Linked DNA regions of Homo sapiens: region 1 is linked to region 2. A link is a contact called in ENCODE Hi-C data. All regions are on one chromosome and are shown on one strand. Each heading gives the region's core, a stretch centred on a gene start or an enhancer-like site at or near the end of the contact. The rest is flanking DNA. Distances are from core to core; before and after follow the strand shown.

Evidence for each region. A loop is a pair of places that touch in the nucleus more often than their neighbours do. Pooled maps may share reads with other maps.
Region 1: a map of CD8-positive, alpha-beta T cell shows a loop between it and region 2 (13-fold over the local background). The contact joins the enhancer-like site here to the promoter of KCNJ11 in region 2. A Hi-C loop is called at or near these places in 3 of 168 maps with a recorded cell type or tissue (CD8-positive, alpha-beta T cell and naive thymus-derived CD4-positive, alpha-beta T cell) and 7 of 50 pooled maps.

What each region holds. Positions count from the first base shown.
Region 1 is chr11:16,813,174-16,816,637 of GRCh38, forward strand. It overlaps PLEKHA7 (pleckstrin homology domain containing A7), which reads right to left. Exons shown (of 27, transcript NM_001329630.2): 12 at 3,005-3,091. Among named protein-coding and RNA genes, the nearest start is that of C11orf58, 76 kb to the left of the region's middle. RefSeq lists an enhancer at 1,885-2,385. Within about 2 kb of position 2,083, at least 11 of the 41 ENCODE cell types and tissues checked have a DNase peak (open chromatin) inside an H3K27ac peak, as active enhancers do.
Region 2 is chr11:17,387,409-17,391,127 of GRCh38, forward strand. KCNJ11 (potassium inwardly rectifying channel subfamily J member 11) reads right to left here and starts at 1,251. Exons shown (of 1, transcript NM_000525.4): 1 at 1-1,251. The coding sequence starts at 683. RefSeq lists an enhancer at 1-433 and silencers at 1,642-2,151, 2,232-2,331.

The sequences.
Region 1 (3,464 bases), core at 833-3,332, 570 kb before region 2:
TGAAGCAGAGAGGAAAAAACACAGTTATGAACACCAAGAGTTTCCATAACTCGAGGTTTCACATGTGAATTATTTACATCGTGCAGCTTTGGGAACAAGGAACCACAGCAGACCAACACATCAGGGGCCACAGAGGAAGCACAAATGTCTCGGTGCAGCTGAGAGCCGTCTTTCAGCAGGGCGGATCTTGCAGGTCACTGTGGGGAAAGTCAGCTTGTCCCCCACTGGCTAGGGGAAGAGTTTGGCAGGGAGGATCCTACCCCAGGGCTAGGGTAGCTGAGGCAGTGCTGTGCTCCCAAGATAGACCTGGGAGGTCCACCTGGAGGAGCATATGCCACACCTGAGCTAGAGCGCATCAGTCATCATCACTCCAATTCCATCCATCAAACCTTTGGTCTGGATCACTTCACATGCATGAAGATGAAGCTCACTGGTGTGGGTGGATGCCTTGAAGAGGCAGGGAGATGGCCTGGGTGACCCAGGAGGTCCCAATACGACCTTGGTTTCCAGAATGATAACCACCAGCAACTGCTGGAAATTTCCTGCAAGTTTGGTTCTTTTTGCTCACCATGGAGCCAATGTAGCCATGTCAGGAGCTACCTGAGGCAGGTGCAAGGTCAGACCTATCTGCTTGTGGCATCTCTGACAATCTATCAAGTTCTTCAGTATAATTACCAGAAACAGTGAAAATAAGAAAAAGACTCTTTGATTTCCCAAAACTCATGCTTTCCCGTGTAGCAGATCACAGAAGCTAACTGTGAGGCAGAGGAGCTGTGAAAGCTGTGAAAGAAAAATAATCCAGGCACCATCTTCTCAGCAGACTAAGAGGGTCACAGCCAAGCAAGCTAGGGCCGAGGCAGGTGGCCTTTGCTTACAGCTCTGAGGTAAGACAGTCACACAGACAAACCACACGAAGAGTTGAGGCAGGGCTCTTATGCATGGGAATGCCTGAAGGACAACTGTCAGGGGCACTAGTGGCTTGCAAGGTCTTGTGTCCCTAAACTAACTTCTTACCCATCTATACTTCCCAAACAGCTCAGTCCCTACACACTTGCCATAGGAGTAAGACAGAACAGAAGAAGGTTATTCAAGATCACTTAGATTCACAACTGATGATAGTTTTTCACTGACATTCATTTTTCTGAATACATTTCCTAAATCTCTCAAAACTCACTAAAACAGAACAAGGAAGGAAGGTAACAGTCCTGTCACCTTCCTCATCTGTCCCCTGCCTACCTCTGTACAGCCTGGAGGACCAGCCTCGTTGGCTGAACCTATTTTTGCCTGAGGACAACCCCAGGGAGGGATCCTTTTCTTTAATCCTTCTGCTCAAGATACCCGGGAGGGCAGCCCCCTAGCCAGTCCTTGAGAAGCTTGCCTGCAAAGCCCAACGTTCTTGCAACAGTTTAGAACATTGTGTCATGCAGGCCTTGGATTTTGGCTGCAGCCTGCATGCTTCTAGCTGAGGGATCCTGAGCAAGTCACTTCCCCTTCTGGTTCCACTTGCCTTGTGTGTGATCCTTACTCCTCTCCTACCTAACCTCTTCCAGCTTACTGTGAGGTTCAGCAAGATATGAGATGAGAAGACACTCTGTGAGGCAGCAGGGCACCATCCAGATAAGAGAGGGCGCCCTGCATCTCCCTCCAGGCTGACGCATATGTGCCTTTCCACATCCCAAGCAGTGGCCACGGGGGCAACAAGGCTGTCAGCCAGCACAGCCCTTTGAACATGACCATACACCAGCCTGGCAGTCACTACTTACAGCCAGAGAAGCGACAGTTTAGGGCCCCTACACCACATGCAGCCCCCCTCCCCAGTGCCAGAAGGGTAGGCTCAGCTTCCACCACCACAGAGTGTCTGGCAGTAGCATCCAGAAGCAAACAGGCAGCGAACACGCGAGAGCCAGAAAGCACAGACAGACCAGAGCATGGGCACGAGCGAACGCGAGCCAGCATGTCACTCCCTGCCCCCGGCCCTGAGAGGAGCCCACCAGTGCTGACCTGGCAGGTGGGAAAGGTCAGCTGGTGCTGCAGTAACTGGCTGATGGCGAAATTTCGCACACTGGCCAACTTGGCCTGGTGCCGCCTTAACCGGGTGAGAAGCAACGAGAGCTCCTCCAGCTGCAGATGTGTAGACACAGCACAAGGAAGTTAGCACCGCAGGAGCACACTGCTAGAATTACGCTCTTCACCCCGGTGTCAGTGCCAGGACAGCACTGATGTGACACCGTTAAGCAATTACTGTGTCAATTCTGTCATTAGGACAAATAAAGGCACTGGCAGTAAAAGGGCTTCAGGAAGTTTTTTTCAGGAAAGCAACAACCAACAGTGCAACCTCACCCAGACTCAAGCTTTTTTTTTCTTCTGCTTTGAGACAGTCTTGCTTTGTCACCCAGGCTGGAGTGCAGCAGCGTGATCTCGGCTCACTGCAAACTCCACCTCCTGAGTTCTCGTATCTCAGCCTTCCGAATAGCTGGGATCACAGGAGTGTACCACCACACCCAGATAGTTTTTGTATTTTTAGTAGAGACGGGGTTTCGCCATGTTTGCTAGGCTGGTCTTGAACTCCTGGCCTCAAATGATCCACCCACCTCGGCCTCCCAAAGTGGTAGGATTACAAGTATGAACAACCACACCTGGTCTCAGACTCGAGCTTTGAAGATTGAGTTAACTAGTTAACTAATCAAAGATCAGGGAAGAAAGGAGAGGCACTGCCTGTGGAAAAAGGTGGGTAGCTGAAAAATGTTTCTGGCAAAATTCATCTTGAAAGAGGAGATAAGCCTAATATTCCCCTACATTTCCCTGATACGCTCTTCCCCTTCACTGGGGACCCAGTGACAGCCAGGTGACCCTAAGCAAGTCATTCAACTTCTCTGAGCCTCAGTTTCCTCATCTCTAATATGGGGGTTAATAGCTGCCCTCTGGACTGCATTGTACTAACTCAGAGGAAGGAAAATGTTGATGAGATAGGGCTTTGCAGGCTATGTCTTGTCATTCACCCTACCGATTTTCCATGTAAACTGGGAGCGCTGACGGTGTGGGTCATGTAACCCATGGAGGGCATGGAGCGTCGGTCCACATGAGATGAGTTCTGCAAGTGGGGAGACAAGAAGTCACACTGGAGCCCAAACCTCTGCCACTCACTCCCAGGGAAGCCGCCCCATGCCATGTCCCCTCTGAGCCCCAGACTTCTCATCTATGAAATGAGCACACACATCTTACTCTCAGGGTTAGAACACTAAACTGTGAAAGCCTCTTGGAAAGTGAAAACTTAAGCTGGATTGTTATAATTTAACTGACTGGACACAGATGTCTTTTCCTGCCTTTCAAGATGCAAGGAAGCTGACTTGTAGTTGTGTGACCCTGTGCAAGTTACTTTGTCTCTCAGCGCCTCAGAGTTCTCATCTTTGAAATGGGCATAAACATAGCACCTACCTCACAGGGTTGTGGTGAGAATTTAAAGC
Region 2 (3,719 bases), core at 1-2,500:
CCCTCGGGGCTGGTGGTCTTGCGTACCACCTGCATGTGGATGGTGGCGCTGATGATCATGCTCTTGCGGAGGTCACCCACACGTAGCATGAAGCAGAGGCGGCCGTGGCGCAGGGCGATCACCGCATGCTTGCTGAAGATGAGGGTCTCAGCCCTGCGGTGGGCTTGGGCAGTCTTCATGAAGATGCAGCCAAGCATGATGGCGTTGATCATGAGCCCCACGATGTTCTGCACGATGAGGATCAGGATGGCCAGTGGGCACTCCTCAGTCACCATGCGCCCCCCAAAGCCAATAGTCACTTGGACCTCAATGGAGAAAAGGAAGGCAGACGAGAAGGAGTGGATGCTGGTGACACAGGGCTCAGCAGTGCCCTCGCTGGGGGCCAGGTCACCGTGGGCGAAGGCGATGAGCCACCAGGCCATGGCGAAGAGCAGCCAGCTGCACAGGAAGGACATGGTGAAGATGAGCAATGTGTGTGGCCACTTGAGGTCCACCAGCGTGGTGAACACGTCCTGCAGGAAGCGGCCCTGCTCCCGGATGTTCTTGTGGGCCACGTTGCAGTTGCCTTTCTTGGACACAAAGCGGGCCCTCCGCTGGCGGGCACGGTACCTGGGCTTGGCAGGGTCCTCTGCCAGGCGTGTCAGCACGTATTCCTCGGGGATGATGCCCTTGCGGGACAGCATGGCTCCGGTGACCCCCAGGGAGGGGCTTCCCCCATCGGAGGCACCCCTCGGACGTGGCCTAGGGCCTCACTGCAGAGTCCTCTCGGTGGGCACCTTCTCACCCTGGGGCTGCACTCAGCCTGTGCTGGCCTCACTTCTGAGATAACTCCCCACCAGACTCTTCCTTACCTCCACCTGGGTCCCACTTCACTTCTTAATACCAGCCTCAGGCCGGGCGCGGTGGCTCACGCCTGTAATCCCAGTACGTTGGGAGGCTGAGGAGGGCAGATCACTAGGTCAGGAGTTCGAGACCAGCCTGACCAACATGGTGAAACCCCATCTCTACTAAAAATACAAAAGTTAGCCGGGCATGGTGGTGCGCACCTGTAATCCCAGCTACTCAGGAAGCTGAGGCAGGAGAATCGCTTGAACCCGAGAGGCGGAGGTTGCAGTGAGCCAAGATCACGCCACTGCACTCCAGCCTGGGCGACAGAGCGAGACTCCGTCTCAAAAACAAAAAACAAAACAAAAAAAACAGCCTCACCCTTGAGCCCACCTGCCTGGCGCCTAGGGAGCCCCCAACCCTGCCGGCTCTCCACCTGGCCCTGCGTCCTCCCCCAGCTTCCCCCACCAGCTGACCACCCCTGGGCCTCCCGCTAAGAGCCCTTCTCCCCGCCCAGCCTGCCTTCCCAGCCCAGCTCAGAACTTAACACCTCCGGATCTCTCCCACTAACCGGACCTCACCCCCACCTCCGGGTCTCCCGCCTCACCTGTCTGGCCTTCGGGCTCCCAGGCTCCAGCTCAGGTCCTGGCCACCCCCGCCCCGTCTCTCCTCCAGGTGCGCCCCCTATGTCCTACTCCACCCCTCCCGGAGCGCCCCCGCCGCTTTCCGGATCCCCCTCCAGCTCTCGTCCTCTCTGTCTCCTTGGGATCCTGCGTTCTCTGGAGTCACCACCCCACCCGGCTCAACCGCGGCTCCCCGGACCTGCGCGCGACCCGGCGGGGCTGACTCCGAGTCGCGGCCTCCCGGTCCCTGCCGCCCGCCCGCGCCGCGGCTCCCGCTCCGCGCCGGGTCCCGGCCCCGCCCGCCGCCGCCGCTGCACCTGCTCCTGCTCCTCACGCCACGGCCGTCGCCTCCCCGCCCCCTCCCGCCGCCCGGGCGCTCGCGGCTGGCCGTCCTCCCGTCTGTCTGTCCGTCCGTGGGTCCGCGGAGACCGACCTGGGCTAGGCAGGGGTCTAGGACGGCGGGAGGGGGGCGCACGAGGAGAGGAACGGGGCCGGGGACCGCCAGGGGGAGCCCGACCTGCACCGGAGCGCAGGGGGCGGGGCCGGAGCAAGCCCCCGCCCCTCCCGCGCCCCTCCCCGCCCCCGCCCTCCACCTCCCCTCCCGGGACTCACAACCCGGCCTTTGGAGTTTTTCTGATCCGCGGAACCCAGAGGTTCCTCCTGCCCACGCTCTACGAAAGTGGGGGGCTGGGAGGGATCTGTGACCCGCCCTCCCAGTCTGGGGCCGCCGCCCTGTCGCCCTGGCTCCCCTCCCCCAATATCCCCATCCGTATTTGGGTCAGTAATCCGCCTCTCGGCCGCGCCAGGTTTGCAGGTTCCCCGGGAAAGGAGGCGCTGAGAGGCGGCGCCACCAATCCCAGGGCTGGCGGAAATTAGGCGGTCCGAGGACTTCTCAACCTGCAGCTGCTTCTCTTTGGGGGATGCTCTTAATCTTAGTCTTGAATCCTTTGACAATCTGATGGAAGCTCAGACTCCCTCTCATTAAAAAAAAAAAAAAAAAAAAAAAAAAAAAAGGCCTCGGCAGGAAAGGAGCACAGTTTAACACCTGCTACTGCTGTGGGGCAGCCTGGGCGGCTCCATCTTCTCAGCCATTCCGGCCCTACTTTAAAGAAGGTTTGAGCCGAGGCCACTTGCTTTACACTTTCTCACACCTGTCACCTGACTTCTTCCACGTTAGGTCATGGGTGGTATTTAGGCCTGAACAGTGTGTTAGGGCTGCCTCGGGCACTGGGGGACCCAGGCTCTTGGTCCCGGCATGGTGGTGTTTCTGTTCAGGCATCAGCCTGAGGCTGCCCTGTGGCATGGACCCGGGTTCTCAGCTGGGAGGGAAAGCCTGCTAGATCTCTGTTGTTGGAACAGTAACGGCTTTACCGCTGTCTGTGGCTCAGATCCTTATGGAAGAACCCCTGACCATCTGCGGCCATTTTGTTGGAGTGGGGGCTTGAGACAGGGTCTGGAAAAGGCAGTGTGGCTGTGGGCCACAGTGGGGGCAAGATATGCATTTTATATTGGATTTTCCTTTCTCTCCCTACCCACCTGCAGGCAGAGCGAACACCGCTACAAAGGATGGGTGTGATCATGGGCTATATTAACAAAGATGCAGTGTCTAGGAAGGGGAGGGTAAAATGAGATGAGCAGAGTGGGAAGCTCAAGGAGACAGGGTTACATGGGGAAATCTCTGAGGCAACTACAACTGTCCAGCCATCAGAAAAGGAAAGTCCCCCAGGGATTTGGGCACTATTGCAGAAACACCTGGCCTTGAAGGAGGATGAACTAGTAGTTTTTTGTGGCCCAAAGGGTAGAACCAGGACACTAAGTGGAACAGAGGCAGGCTTTGGTTTCACATATGCAAGAGTCAGTTCTAATAACAATAACCAGAGATGAGCCACATCTGTGGGGTACCCAAATCAAGTCGGTGGGCCATGAGGGATGTTATACAGGGATTTTGGGCCAGGATGACCTTGGGCATCCCTGCAACACCTCACTGTGGGCCCAGCCCTGCCCCTGCTACTTCCCTTCAATCTGTTGAGGTGGGGTGGCTTTGGAGCAGTGGTAGGCTTGTGGAGTCCTCTTTCAGTTCCCCGGCTCTGCTCTTGGGAGATCTCACAGTGGAGGAAGCTGCTGGGCCCCTGGGGAAATCTCAGAGCTGGAAAGGCTGGGTTCTGCCTCCTGGTGCAGCCTTGAGGCCTTACCTCCCTCCCTGCTGCTCACCCTTCTGAGAGGCTGAGTCTCCCACCTGAAAGGCTCAGCCTCCCCTTTTGCTCCATCCTG